Linked DNA regions of Homo sapiens: regions 2 and 3 are each linked to region 1. A link is a contact called in ENCODE Hi-C data. All regions are on one chromosome and are shown on one strand. The core of a region is the stretch at or near the end of the contact, and the rest is flanking DNA. Distances in the headings are between cores, read along the strand shown.

Evidence for each region. Hi-C counts contacts between places; a loop is a spot of excess contacts on that map. Pooled maps may share reads with other maps.
Region 2: a loop to region 1 is called in a map with no recorded cell type, with 4 times the contacts of the local background. The contact joins the promoter of TSPAN12 here to the enhancer-like site in region 1. A Hi-C loop is called at or near these places in 3 of 37 single-sample maps with no recorded cell type and 2 of 50 pooled maps.
Region 3: a map of B cell shows a loop between it and region 1 (16-fold over the local background). The contact joins two enhancer-like sites. A Hi-C loop is called at or near these places in 1 of 168 maps with a recorded cell type or tissue (B cell), 3 of 37 single-sample maps with no recorded cell type and 4 of 50 pooled maps.

What each region holds. Positions count from the first base shown.
Region 1 is chr7:121,178,722-121,183,826 of GRCh38, forward strand. All of the region lies in intron 16 of CPED1 (cadherin like and PC-esterase domain containing 1), which reads left to right. It overlaps LOC124901735 (a long non-coding RNA gene), which reads right to left. Exons shown (of 3, transcript XR_007060494.1): 3 at 1-1,943. Among named protein-coding and RNA genes, the nearest start is that of WNT16, 150 kb to the right of the region's middle. RefSeq lists enhancers at 270-429, 1,799-2,028. Within about 2 kb of position 1,895, at least 2 of the 41 ENCODE cell types and tissues checked have a DNase peak (open chromatin) inside an H3K27ac peak, as active enhancers do; they include B cell, where a contact is called at or near this core.
Region 2 is chr7:120,856,241-120,861,345 of GRCh38, forward strand. It overlaps TSPAN12 (tetraspanin 12), which reads right to left and starts at 1,904. Exons shown (of 8, transcript NM_012338.4): 1 at 1,580-1,904; 2 at 458-593. The coding sequence starts at 523. LOC124901733 (a long non-coding RNA gene) reads left to right here and starts at 595. Exons shown (of 2, transcript XR_007060491.1): 1 at 595-968. RefSeq lists silencers at 847-1,066, 1,259-1,558.
Region 3 is chr7:121,438,797-121,443,901 of GRCh38, forward strand. It overlaps the pseudogene RPL18P4. Among named protein-coding and RNA genes, the nearest start is that of FAM3C, 45 kb to the left of the region's middle. Within about 2 kb of position 2,320, at least 5 of the 41 ENCODE cell types and tissues checked have a DNase peak (open chromatin) inside an H3K27ac peak, as active enhancers do; they include B cell, where a contact is called at or near this core.

The DNA of each region.
Region 1 (5,105 bases), core at 645-3,144:
AAAATACACAGGGAAAGCAAGAAGAGCTGACCTTGTAGAGAATATGCTAATGTTCGCAGGACAAGTTGAATTTTTAAGGTACAGGTAGGTCATGTAGCAGGGTTGTCAGGCAACTAAATTGAAACCTGAAGGGGAATGTTGAGACCGGGATTGGAGATGCAGGTGTCAATGGTATAAATGTGATAACTTTGTGAAGCCAGGTGAGACTACCTAAAGAACAGGATGCAGCAAAGAGGTCCAAGGAGACAATCTATATTTAGAAGGTAGGAGAAAGTTTGGAGCCAGCACATACAGCAGAAAAACAAGGTCAGAGATATGGGAGGAGAACAAAGCTGTACCGTGTTTTGGAAACCAAAAGTGAAAGATGTTTCAAAATGGAGTGATCAGTGAAGTCAGGCCCTGAAGGAAAATGATGGGGTATGGGTGTTAGGACTATGAGCCAACCTGTTGGCCTAGTCATTTAGAAGGTTAGAGACCTTAAGATGAACTGTTCCCCTAGAATGGTGAGGGCAGACGCTAGGCTGCAAGCCTAAGAAATTAATAGCTGTGGAATTAGTAGCTGTGGATATAGATATACTCTGTAAGAAGTTTGGCACTGAATGAAATACAGAGTGATGGTTGGAGTAAGTCAAGCAAAGCATGTCAGGAAGTATCCAACTTAACATAGACCTTTATATCCTAGTGTATACATGTAATAAATTTAAAGGGTAGGGAGGATTATTCTGAAGATAAATTTATTCCCCAGACCTTGCTGAAGTACTATCACAATAGTGTGCAGAATGGAACGTTTCTGGCATATTCTTCTAAGCAGAAACAGAAGTTTTTTTCATGTGTCTATACCTTTAAGCCTTTAATTATGAAAATCACTTTATTTTGTTCATATTCTCATTTGATTTTCTATTGTTTACATGAATTGAAATGTGTTCAAATGTTTAAGATTTAGGATGAATAACAGCTCAATGGTAATGACTTATAAACCCAACATAACAGTTTATAGTTAGCTTCTTAGTCAACATGTATTAAAGGTCATTGTTCCTTAGCCTTGCCCCAAAGTAGTAAGGGAAGTAGTACATTTTAATTAGTATAAGACAAAGACAAATAAATTATATTGCTTTGATAGTCTGAAGTTTTGTTAGTAACCATTTAATGTTTTAAATTATTCACAATTTATAATACCTTGCAGTTTTTTAAGGGAAAAAAATGAAACTAACAATGATTGCACTGTGTTCTGTGATACACACTGGGATCTAAAATTTCACATTTAAAGTATAAAACTGATTTACTGTTATGTTTTTCTTTTTATTGTATGACTTTCACAAAGTACACATCATTTGACTATTCTCTCAGTGAATGAGATTGCTTGGATTTTCAGAATCTTGGAATAGTATCACATGGTGGTCCCAAAGACCAGATGATAGGTAGCTTTCTTCCTGACAAATTCCCAACACTTGGGCAAACTGCAAGAGATGTGTGTGATGATTCTTAAAGTGACTCATTATATTTTCATGTGAGTAGATTATCGCACTGCAGGAGAGACAAGTGTTTTCAGCTGATGGCCTATTTTACCTTTTTCCTATGTTTTAAAAGGTAACACACAAATGGATTCCGAAGATTTTAGAAATATATTTTTTCTTGGAAAATATCAACAATGAAATAAAAATAGACTTTTAATGTGGTAGCTAATTTGATTTTCTTTAAAAAAATTCTGAGGCTCTTAGTTTTTCTGCATTATCCTTTGAAGCCAATGGGACAATAATATCCTGAAATAATTATTTTAATACATCATGGAATTCATGACAAAATCTAGAATTACGTGATACATTATCTGTACACTCTTGTCTCCAGGGTTCTCTCAGTGGGTCACACCTTGGCACACACTTTCTGTTCTTCTTTCATATACTATTATTAGCCCGAGATTTTCATGCTCCATCAATTTTTCTTTGCTACACAATGGAGAAGAGAAGAGAGAACAGGAAGAGACTTAAATGCACCCTTTATGACAGGAACAGAACATGATTTTTAGATGATCTACCTATAGGCTTTAAAATTAATACCTCACCTCCAATACTTCCAGCGTAGCCTGAGACATGGAAGGTGGTTACTTTTAAAACTAAAAGTAATGTTCTTAGTTACTTTTAGGACTAATGTGATGATTAGCTGGGACATGTCTTAGCATTCTCTGACAGGATCGGATCAGGGTGGTCAGCCAGGGTTGAAACTGTGACTGTATGACATTTGATTTGGGCTTCATTTCATCTCTAAATGGACTTGAGGCTTTTTCACAAAATAATATTTTAAACTATAATTTTTCCATCATGTTCAAGAAATAGTCAACAGTAAGGGTTCTACTGTACTCAAGGAAACTGTATGAGATGAAGTGTGATGATTCTTAAATGGATTTATTGTGTTTTTGTGTGAGAGATGATCATACTGCAGGAGAAACAATGGTGTTCAGCTGAGCTTGTTTTATATATTTGTAAAAGGTGAATGGTTTCCCCAGTTTGCTTGACATGCAAGTATATTCTTCAGACAGTCTGTAAGGTTTACAAGCATTTCACTCACCATCTAAGAATAAAGAATATTCCACGCAGAGGGAACAATACAAAAAATACCCTGTAACTTGAAGTTTCCAGTAGCTAAAATTTTGAAATATTTACTTATCAGTTGGTAAAGAATGACTGTCCCCAGGAAAATTAAATCATATTAGAATCTCAATTGTTTTTTGGATGGAATTAAAGATATTTGTTTGAAATACATTTCTCAAAAAATATTGCTGTGATCTGTACATAAATACGTTATTGATTTTTAAAGATGTTTAAAAAATTTATATGTCAGCAAGATACCATAAAAATTCCTCTTTAATTTTCTAAGAGATGGTCATCATTTCTTAACCAAAATATCACCTTGACTAATATTAAAAGTTTGCAAATATTGTTGTTTGCATGAATAGATTTCTAACATTTTAGTCAACCTTTAGTAAAATTGTTAAAACCTATATCATCCATAAGTATGAGAAAGGTTCAATTATTAAGTTCCTTTTACAAATAAGAAAAATAAAACAACACAGAGTGGTTGAGTGACTTTCCACAGGTCACACACCTAGTTCCTGGCAAGGCTGGCATATTATTGTCAGATAACTCTAAATCAAGGAATATTAGATGCATATTAATTGGGCATATTGTAGTCTTACAACTTTTAATATGGTTCTGAGTTAGATATTCTTAGAGGAAACTAGTACCTGGAAATTTAAAAGTCACGTTTATTCCAAAATGAACCTGGGAAACTAGGGGGACATTTGTGTCTATATCAGCTGTCACACAAGCTTACTTCCCTCATAAAACTTTTTGTGCCCCAAACCCTTCTAACATGTTGCATATTTCTGTTATTTTAGACAATAAGAATCAATAAAAACCACTATAAAAGCTATGGTAACATTAGAATATGTCAGCCCGTGCTAAATACTTCAATTCGATGAGAGCTTTTTTTTTTTTTTTTAGTTTTAATGATGTTACATTTCCAGAAAAAAATACATATAAAATTCATAGAAATTGTGCCAGAAGAGTTAGTAGACCATGTTAAGGTATTTTTTACTGCATTAAAAACAGACTAGCTCTTAGCAAAATTAAAGAAGTTCACTTAATAGAGACAGTAACTGGTAATAGTAGGAGTGATGTGGCATTTCAGCAACCTGCCTGCCTGCCTTCCTTCCTTTCATTCCTTCCCTTCCTTCCTTCTTTTCTTCCCTTTCTTTCTTTATTTCTTCCTTTCTTTCCTCCTTCTTTGCCTCCCTCTCTTCCTCCCTCCCTTTTTCTCTCCCTCCTATCCCCTTTTCATTTCTCCTTGTTATTATTTGTTCTGTAGTTATTGAATGTCATTATGTTTCTAAGGCTGAGACTTCTATTTTAACTGATGTTCAGTGTAGCTTGAAATGACATGCCACAGAGGAATAATGCTGGTCAGATTGTAAGTTCTATAGTCAGCTACCCAGTCTGGGTTTAGATTCTAGTCCTCCGCTTGCTATTGGGATTACTTTGGGCAAGTTGCTTACCTTGTCTCTGTGATGGAGATCATACTGCCTACTTCACTGTGTCATTGCGAACATTAATTAGATAAGACAAGCTTCTATGTAGCTTGAGGACCACTGTGCCTGGTACATGGAAGGTGTCTGAAATATTAGTTTCCTCCTTTTTTTCCTCACTCCCCTTTATGCTAGCATTTTTTTCTTCAAAAACTTATTCCTATTTATTATCCTGAGTTCCTATCTTTGTCTTTTCAAAGAAAAAAAAAACTCAGTTTTGTTTACAAAGCCTTGCAAAAATGTATGAATCATCCAAGAAACTGCAGTTATTAATAGTTAGATAATTCATAGTAATTATGTGCTGTAGAACCTACAAGCTTTCCCCAAGTGCTGAGTGCTTATCTAAACTCTTTGAGCCTAGAAATCATTGGGCTTATGACAACCCAATGGGCTTTATCCCTGAAGATGTAAAGCTTCCACTCAGTTTAGAAATCCTTTTTCACAACTGTCACCAGGAAATAAAATGACATATGGCAATAAAAATTCAAATTTTAAGTAATATTTGCTTCAAAGTTTTCAAAACATTTGAAATCTAGAGTTGGTGACAGTTGTCAGCCAAGAGATATTTGTTTAATATTAACTTGAACATAGGTTTGAGAATATAAAGGACCCTTGACCTCAAGGGTATCCCAAAGAAAGAGAGGAGGACAGTATATGCTCTCAGAAATTCCAGATGTCCACAGAGTATTTTAGATGACTGACAGTCTTCTGTAAATTCCTTAAGGTACAGATTTTGTTTCCATGTTCTCTCACAGATCTAATAGACCAGGTAATAAGCAGTGGGTAAGTGGATGAATAGCTATAGCAAACTGTTCAAATAAATGTTTAGATTATGTGAAATACCTCAGATGTTAGTGGGGACTGGATATGAATAGAAGAACATAATGATATTAGTTTTCTATGTATTTTAATTTTCAGGATTTCAATTTTGCTTTCAATGCTGGTTTATAATATAAACTGAGAATAAAGCACAGAATTAGTTTAAGTTCTGGTAACTGGAAAAGTATTAGACTGTTGATGATTAAAG
Region 2 (5,105 bases), core at 654-3,153, 320 kb before region 1:
GAATTCCACCACCACCTCCCCCTCGTCCCCGCCCACAAAAAATATATTAAGACTTGGCCCAACTAGATTTTACAGGCGACAGAGATGTAAAGAAACAATTTATGGCTTGCACAATTATCTAAAATTCCCGCAAACAAGCAGTTCCCTAAGTAGTATGTCATAATTTTCTTATCTATGAGTAGAAGCACGTGCATTTATTTATATCCCTAGATTAACTTCAAGTCTAATTTTACTGCCAGTAGTATCCAGGGGTGGATTTCTTTGTTCTAATTACAAATGGAACTTGAGCTAGATCAAAGGCATTTTAAGAAGGTCAAATTTTACTTCTCTGAAAAATAAAGGGTGTTATCCCATGTAATTAATTAATGCTTAGCCATGCCCTTTGGCGCATTATCCGGTGGCTGCAGAAAACCAGAGCCAGCCGTTCCCACCTGTTGGTGCAGTGAAACTTACTTACCCAAAAGAGCAGATTGAGGGCGTAGAGCAGGCAGCGCAGACACTTCACGGAATCTTCTCTGGCCATTGTGAGCCCCGTAAGGGAGAAGCCCCATCCTTTCACCACATCCTACTCCCAAGGGCAAAACGGCAGCGATCTGCAGGGGGCGGGGGAGAGAGAACACGGGACATCTCACCATCACGCTTCCCACAGCCTGCCCGTCCCTCCTCCACCCGCCCTCAGCAGGGTCCAGAGGGTCCCGAGGCCCAGTGCATTCGAGACATCGCCTCATCAAAAATCATTTGTTAAAATCATAATGGTAACTAAACTCCCAAAAGTTCCAAACCGGCTTCAGATAACACCTGCTGGGAAAAGAAAAGAGCAACTATCCGGATGAATGAAGTCGCACAGTAAACTCGCGTTCTCAGGGGACACGCGGCGGAGCCCTGTGCATTCTGATGAGACGCTCTTGAAAACCTCCCTCACTCCACGCCCCTCCTCGAGGACAGCTGTGCTCGGCACTGTCCTGAAGGTGAGAAACCACACTGCCCCCTACCCCGGACACGTCAGAGGCGCCACCGGCAAGCCCGAGAGAATGAGCGCCCTTCTAGTTAGGACAGTTCCTGGGCACTCCAACTCCGCACCCCTCTACCCCGTCCCGCAGCTCGGGTGTGAATGCAAGGGACTGGGGCGGCGGGGCGGGGGCGGGGGCGGGGGCGAGGGGGCAGCGCGGAGTTGAGATTCCGCCCGGCTACTAGGGTTTCTCTGGGAGAACGTGAGAAATGATGTTTTCGGCCCCAGAATGATGGATTAGCCTGGGACAGTGGGCGGGGGGCGGGGGGCGCCGGGGAATTAGGGCCGATGCAGCTGTGCAGACGCCGGGTTAGTCATTCAAACCCCGCTTCCCCCGCCCGGGACGCTCCCGCGACCCCTCGCTCAAAGCCGCCCGCGGAGCACAAAGCGAGCGCGGCCACCGACCCAGCCATCGCGTCCGCGCGCCCCCGGCAGGGCGCGAGGGGAAGCGCCGGCGGCAGGGAGCCCCAGAGCCAGCCCTTAAGTAGTTTAGCACACAGCGCGGAGGGCAGCCGCCGGCGGGCTGGCGGGACAGCGGGCAGGAAAGGCGACAGACGCGTGGCCACTTACCGTCGGCGCTGGGCCCGGTGCCCCACGCCCGCCTGGGGATAGTCGGGGACGCACGGCGGGGGCTCATCGGGGCAGGGAACTTCTTCGCGGAGAGCCGGAGGGCTGCATTGGCTTCAGCTGGAGACGCTTCTTTCTCTTCCTCTCCCCCCGCCGCCGCCGTCGCCGCCTCCTGGGAAAAAGAAAAAAAAAAAAAAAAGTCCTGGGCAGCAGTTGCTGGAAAGTCTCTGCTAAGCCACCTCCCAGCGCCGCTGTCCCTCCCAAGTCCTCTCCGAGTCCGGACGAGGCAGCGGCGGCAGCCAGGGCCAGCTGCACAAACTCTCAGCGCATGCTCGAGCCGCTGGCTGCCGGGGTTGGGTCCTAGTGGGTGTTTCTTGTCCCTCTCACCCAGCGAGAGTCCCCAAAGGGACGCTTCACCTCTGCAGGATAGGGTCCAGAAGATAATGCCTAGGAACTTGGGAGAAGTCCGTGCAGTAAATCCCTTTAAAATGGTGGCGTCGAAGGAATGGAGGCTGGGTTATAAGCATAGAGAAGCAGGCTTTTATTATATGATAATATTTGTGTTTGAGAAGGGGGGTGAAGGGGTGGCCCAACCCAATTCCTGCAATGAGAAACTAGTTTTCACAACCTTTATGGAGCCACCTCCTGTGATTTGTTATTAACATGGTGCCCTATGATCCTTCTTATTGCTTTGTTGCCCTCCCGGATTTTTTTTTTTTTAAGTTCTTTCCCACTTTCATAGTGCACTAATAGCATTTACGGAAACATCAGAGTAATCATGTGCAGTCTGACATGCAGAAGAGGAGGAAAGAACATTTTTAACTCTTAGAAGTAACTCAAGCTTTCCAAAATTTCTCACGATAAGATTGTTTTGAGTTAACTGGGTGATTTATTTTGAAATGTGTACATAGTAGTGGATCTTTGGAAAATCTAATTTTTTTAAACTAGAAATTCATGAAGTATTACACAGCAGGAGACCATCCTTCCAAAAGAATCTTCCCTTTTAGAAGACAGAAGTTTCACACTAAATAAAATGCCACTGGATCATATCCTCCACATAAAATGTGGATGTGTTGTGCTATGCCTCACAGTACTGCTCATTTCTAGGATTACTTTTGTGGGCACTGCATGGCAAATAAAACTTCACCAGCAAATATGAATTACCTGGAATACGAGCAACATCTTTGACCTAATAACTGGAGTCCTTGGATTTCCTTGCAGAAAAAAAAAAAAAAAAAAAAATGGAATCCTATGTCCATGACTGCCTGTCTAGAGTTAGTTGCTGCATGACTGGAGTGACAATAAGACATGCAGTCTCATATGGAAAAGTCAAGACCAAAAGACAACATGGTTGTCCTGGGTTAGGCTAGGAAAATTATTGGTAAGCAAGTCACTAAGCAGTATGTAAGACAGCAACCCAAAAGAGTATAAAGAAGTATAGCCATACACAAAAAAAACACCAAGAAACATGTCCAGTTATCCATCAGATGACTCCAACTCTGATAATGAAGCAGCTTCTAGAATACTGGGGAAGAGCAAAGAAACCCACTTTTATCCTCTGCCAGTTTCTTCTCAAATTAGGGTGCATGCCTATTTTAAGCAAAGGACTGCTGAAACAACCAGCCATCCAAATGCTGTTGGTGCCATACATTCCCCGGAGAGGTATAAACATCCCCGCATTGAAAGGAGTCCATGACTGCTATTAAAACTGAGAAAAAGAGTGCCAACAATTCCCATGTGTCAAAGCAGAGATCCTCTTCTACTCCTAGAAGGTAGTTAAGTGCCCTTTCCTTAATTCGTATACCTTTAAGGGTCAACTGCCTTAAAGTAATAAAATACTAGAGGAAGTTACTTTAGAAGTATGCATGTCCTCTTCTTCCTGGTAAACAAGAAATACAGATCCAAGATAAAGTAGTTGCTCAACGTCACATCTGTAGTCCAACCTAGATTCCAAAGTAAAATCCAGAATAATGGCTCTTAGTACTCTAGTTTAATGGTTCTCGAAATTGTTGTACACGAGAATCACTTGGAGAGCTTTGAAACAACCCTAATTCTCTGGCATGCCTGATACCACTTAAATCGGAGTCTCTGCAGGTGAGGCCTAGACACACAGGGTTTTCCAAGCTCCCAAGGTAATTCTAGTTTGCAGCAAAATTTGAAAACCCTGCAACGAGGGCTTTACAGCTGCCTAAAAACTAGCAAAAGGGTCTCTTTAGATTTCGTTGGATCAAATCCCTCTCCTGTGAGTCGATAAATTGGGATTATTATCCCCATTTTACAAGTTAAGAAGAAAACAGAGCTGTAGTTACTGCTCTAATATTCCTGATAAATGGTCATCAGAGACAGTGAATCAACATTTCAGTAGAGGAGACCTCACCACATTTGAGACATTGCAGTAATGGGCAGTTTTTATTGCTTAAACTTGACCATACCACCTTTTAACTTCTACCCTTCAACCTTAGTTCCGCCCTTGGAGTCCATGGCATGAGCAAGCCTTCCTCCCATATGACAGCCCTTCAACTACTTGAAGGCAGCTGTTCTTCCCTCCCTCTCCAATTCTTCTCTTTCCCAGAATTGTGGAAGCACAGTAAGACTTCACATCGCAGCTGTCATTCTGAGGGTTCTATATTTTTCTCTGTGAGATCTGTTTTTTTGTGTGTGTGAACAAAAGGAGGATAGAAATATCATAATATGCACATAAAAATTTGAATATGTAATAACATATTAGGAAAATTGTATGGTCTATTTACTACCCATTAGTCAGGAACCCAATTCTGTGGCCAGGTGTTCTCCAATAAGTATCATTTCAGTGGTGGTATCTACTGTGCCTCATGCTGAAGATACTAAGACAAGTTCTTACCCTCCAAGAAAAGGCAAAACTATCCTTTCTTATTATATAATAATAATAACAATAATAATGACATCAAAAAGTAATAAAATAAGCATTTACAAGGAATCACATACATGTCAGTCCCAGTGTCAGGAGTAAAACTCAGCTATATGTAAGAGAATACAAGTTCCTCACTCCGTATGGCAGCTTGTTTGTTCATATCTTATTCTATTCATTCTGCTAAAGTTGTGGAGAGAAAAAGGATAACACAGGAGTTTGGATGTATGAGTTGCTATTCCTTCTTAGTACAAGACCCTCACAAGTACTCCTAAGCCAGTACTTTACAATTAATATGGGATAGACACCTAATGTGTTTTGAACAAATTACATGTGTCTGACATAATAGGTGCTTCTCACAATTTATCTTATTAATTCCTCATAACTATATGTTGAGATACTTGAAATCAATTCAGATAGCTGATTTTTGCCAGACCCACACAGGTAGTAAATAAAGAAGCTGAGATTCTAAGATCTGTCTGATTCTTTCCACTGTTTATCTGCATTACAATAAAATTTCAAATCTGGTTGGACAAGACTTAAGAGGAAAATTTTCGAACTTTTTAAAGTTAGTTTTCGAGAATATGAAGCTGAAATTCAAATATGTGTACTTAAACTATGACTGGTAAATCTACTTTCACC
Region 3 (5,105 bases), core at 1,070-3,569, 260 kb after region 1:
CCAGGGCAATCAGGCAGGAGAAAGAAATAAAGATATTCAATTAGGAAAAGAGGAAGTCAAATTGTCCCTGTTTGCAGATGACATGATTGTATATTTAGAAAACCCCATCGTTTCAGTCCAAAATCTCCTTAAGCTGATAAGCAACTTAGGCAAAGTCTCAGGATACACAATCAATGTGGAAAAATCACAAGCATTCTTATACACCAATAACAGACAGAGAGCCAAATCATGAGTGAACTCCCATTCACAATTGCTTCAAAGAGAATATAATACTTAGGAATCCAACTTACAAGGGATGTGAAGGAACTCTTCAAGGAGAACTGCAAACCACTGCTCAACGAAATAAAAGAGGATACAGGCAAATGGAAGAACATTCCCTGCTCATGGATAGGAAGAATCAATAGCATGAAAATGGCCATACTGCCCAAGGTAATTTATAGATTCGATGCCATCCCCATCAAGCTACCAAAGACTTTCTTCACAGAATTGGAAAAAACTACTTTAAAGTTCATATGAAACCAAAAAAGAGCCCGCATTGTGAAGACAATCCTAAGCCAAAAGAACAAAGCTGGAGGCATCACGCTACCTGACTTCAAACTATACTACAAGGCTACAGTTACCAAAACAGCATGGTACTGGTACCAAAACAGAGATATAGACCAATGGAACAGAACAGAACCCTCAGAAATAATACCACACATCTACAACCATCTGATCTTTGACAAACCTGAAAAAAACAAGCAATGGGGAAAGGATTCCCTATTTAATAAATGGTGCTGGGAAAACTGGCTAGCCATGTGTAGAAAGCTGAAACTGGATCCCTTCCTTACACCTTATACAAAAATTAATTCGAGGTGGATTAAAGACTTAAATGTTAGACCTAAAACCATAAAAACCCTAGAAGAAAACCTAGGCAATACCATTCAGGACATAGGCATAGGCAAGAACTTCATGTCTAAAACACCAAAAGCAATGGCAACAAAATCCAAAATTGACAAGTGGGATCTAATTAAACTAAAGAGCTTCTGCACAGCAAAAGAAACTACCATCAGAGTGAACAGGCGATCTACAGAATGGGAGAAAATTTTTGCAATCTACTCATCTGACAAAGGACTAATATCCAGAATCTACAAAGAACTCAAACAAACTTACAAGAAAAAAACAACCCCATCAAAAAGTGGGTGAAGTATATGAACAGACACTTCTCAAAAGAAGACATTTACACAGCCAACAGACACTTGAAAAAATGCTCATCATCACTGGCCATCAGAGAAATGCAAATCAAAACCACAATGAGATACCGTCTCACACCATTAGAATGGCGATCATTAAAAAGTCAGGAAACAGGTGCTGGAGAGGATGTGGAGAAATAGGAACACTTTTACACTGTTGGTGGGACTGTAAACTAGTTCAACCATTGTGGAAGACAGCATGGCGATTCCTCAAGAATCTAGAACTAGAAATACCATTTGACCCAGCAATCCCATTACTGGGTATATACCCAAAGGATTATAACTCATGCTGCTATCAAGACACATGCACACGTATGTTTATTGTGGCACTATTCACAATAGCAAAGACCTGGAACCAACCCAAAAGTCCATCAGTGATAGACTGGATTAAGAAAATGTGGCACATACACACCATGGAATACTATGTAGCTATAAAAAATGATGAGTTCATGTCCTTTGTAGGGACATGGATGAAGCTGGAAACCATCATTCTCAGCAAACTGTCGCAAGGACAAAAAACCAAACACCGCATGTTCTCACTCATAGGTGGGAATGGAACAATGAGAACACTTGGACACAGGAAGGGGAACATCACACACTGGGGCCTGTCGTGGGATGGGGGGAGGGGGGAGGGATATCATTAGGAGATATACCTAATGTAAATGACGAATTAATGGGTGCAGCACACCAACATGGCACATGTATACATATGTAACAAACCTGCACATTGTGCACATGTACCCTAGAACTTAAAGTATAATAATAAAAAATTAAAAAAAAAGAAAAAAGAAGGTAGGATCCAGGGTTAGTTTTTGTAGCCTTGGCTGGCCCCTTGGCCTCTGGCATACTCGAACTTCCGGCCCTTGGAGCGGACGTAGGGTTTGGTGTGGCTGTGTGGGGTTCCCAGGGCCTTGTCGAAATGCCAGTACACCTCTCGACCCTTGCGAGGACCTGAGAGCAGGACGGTGCCGCAGACCTTGGGGGAGTCCAGGGCCAGCTGGTCGAAAGTGAGGTTCTTGCCCCCCACCCTGAAGATGTGGCTGCGGGCCCGGCTGGTCACGCCCAGTGCACACACCTTCAGTTTGGGCACCTCCTGAACCCACACGTCATCTGTTATGGTTCCCACAACCACGGCCGTTTTGTTTTCCTGGCCAGGAAGCTTCATTTTCGGGATCATCCGGGAAAGGGACAGAGGTGGCTGGTTGGTGCACTCATAAACAACCTCTTCAGCACTATTACTTTTTTTAAAGTGCCCTAAATATCCTTATCAGAGGGGTATTCTTACTTTCACTTTCTCTTTTTTTCCCCTCAGGGCTTTCTTGCCCTCTATTTAAATCTTTCTTCTAAAGCTTCTCTTCCAGTCCTAGGATCCCCAATTCTTTGTCTCCCTTGTCTTCCAAGGGAACATTTTTTTTTAACAATTCTTAATTATGCAAAGAATTTTATTTCTTCATTCTCTCAACCATTCCAATTCTAACTGAGCTCTAGGGCCTACCTACATTTAACTAAATGAAACTAAACAACAAAATCATCAGGATATGGCTGACCTATATTATGGAAGCAAGCTTGAGTCATCTTTTTTAATAGGAATTTTGTCTTCTTCCTACAAATGCATTGTTGCCAAAGAGAGTCATAGAGGGAAGGATTTTGCATAGGGAGAGATGAGCTTGGGATGGGTAGAATCAAAATTTCAGAGAGTTTTAAGGGGTGGGTAATGGGCTTTTGCACAAAATCGTAAAATAAAGAAAAAGAGAGAAGGGAGCTTTTCAGCTGAAGGTGGATAAGGTTTCTATTAGTCATCTGTGGGGAGAGATAGATGGATATTAAAAGGAGAGGACAGTTTACATATATAGAAATTTATAAAGGCCTAAATACAGACACAGGAAAGACAACCCACCTGTTTCTAGCATCCTAGGTAGCACATTTGTGTGGAGCCAATAAAAAAAGTGTACACAAATAAACCAATTATATTCAGGTATGTTTTGAAAGAGCCATGTTGACTGGCCTAAGATGTGGGAAAAAAGCCAGGGATTTTGTTCACAGTAAGTTCAATACAAACAAATCCAGTGATTTGCCAAAAGAGCTAACTAGTATCTTAGCCCGCATTAATGCAATTTCAGTCTCTTTAATAGTGTAGTGTTGTTCTACAGCACTTACCATGGGGAGTAAATGAAGCATTTCTAGCATGGTAATGAATCTATTGGTAGTACAGTCATTAATGAACTGTTTTTTGTTTTGTTTGTTTTGTTTTGTTTTTGACGGAATTTCGCTCTTGTTGCTTAGGCTGGAGTGCAATGGTGAGATCTCGGCTCACCACAACCTCCGCTTCCTGGTTTCAAGTGACTCTCCTGCTTCAGCCTCCTGAGTAGCTGGGATTACAGGTGCCTGCCACGACACCTGGCTAATTTTGTATTTTTAGTGGAGATGGGTTTCTCCATGTTGGTCAGGCTGGTCTGGAACTCCCGACCTCAGGTGATCCACCCACCTTGGCCTCCCAAAGTGCTAGGATTACAGGTGTGAGCCACTGTGCCCGGCCCTGGTTTATTTTTATTTTTATTTTTATTGTTTTTGGTTAAGTTTTTATTTGGTCATATTAAGACACAGTAAAGTTTTGCTTCTATAAAGTGAATAATCATTAATTTTTTTTTTTTTTTGTAATTCAAGGGAAAACTTAAGTTTGGTTGGTTAATTTTCCTTTTTCCCCTCTATATAGATGCTCTTAAGAGAATAATTGTAGTTAAAAAAACATAAGTAATTACACTTTTGGAAGCCAGCATGTTACATTACAGTTGTGCAGGGAGGATCAGAGGTAGAAACCCCAAGAAGCTACTGCAGGCCTGACTCCTTCTTCCCTTCCTTGCCCAGCCCCTCTAGTTTTGCCTGAGGGATGCAAGGTAAACTACATCAACAAAGGTCCAGGAACCACAACAATTCTGAGGTCACAAATCATCTAGGCCTGCAGGTGGATGCCCTAGATTGTAGGCATTGATGCCAAGGAAGGAAACCACCCTCTTAACACCTCACGATCTGTAGGGCATTGACAGCAGAGGCTTTTACTCCTCAGCCCCTCCCCTGAAAGGCCTTGATTAGGAAGGTAGCTGAGTCACCATAGAAAGGCCAAGTATGTGTAACACAGCCAATACTGAGAGTGAATTCTGATAGACAACCTTTCTCCGAATTATGTTTTATTTCTGTTTTTCTATATCCATATTGTTTTCTATATTTATTTTCATATATTCTATATTCAGAACATAGAATATGATTCTGAATATATAATTTTTAATATTTAATAGAGACATGGAGACATTAAATATTAAATATTAAATTTAATATTTAATAGAGATATATTTAATACAGACATGGAGAAACCCCATCTCTATTAAAAATTCTATATTCGGAATATAGAATACAATTGAGAATATAGAATAACACAATTCTATATTCGGAATACAGAAGAACGCAATTCTATATTCGGAATACAGAAGAACGCAATTCTATATTCGGAATACAGAAGAACGCAATTCTATATTCGGAATACAGAAGAACGCAATTCTATATTCGGAATACAGAAGAACGCAATTCTATATTCGGAATACAGAAGAACGCAATTCTATATTCGGAATACAGAAGAACGCAATTCTATATTCGGAATACAGAAGAACGCAATTCTATATTCGGAATACAGAAGAACGCAATTCTATATTCGGAATACAGAAGAACGCAATTCTATATTCGGAATACAGAAGAACGCAATTCTATATTCGGAATACAGAAGAACGCAATTCTATATTCGGAATACAGAAGAACGCAATTCTATATTCGGAATACAGAAGAACGCAATTCTATATTCGGAATACAGAAGAACGCAATTCT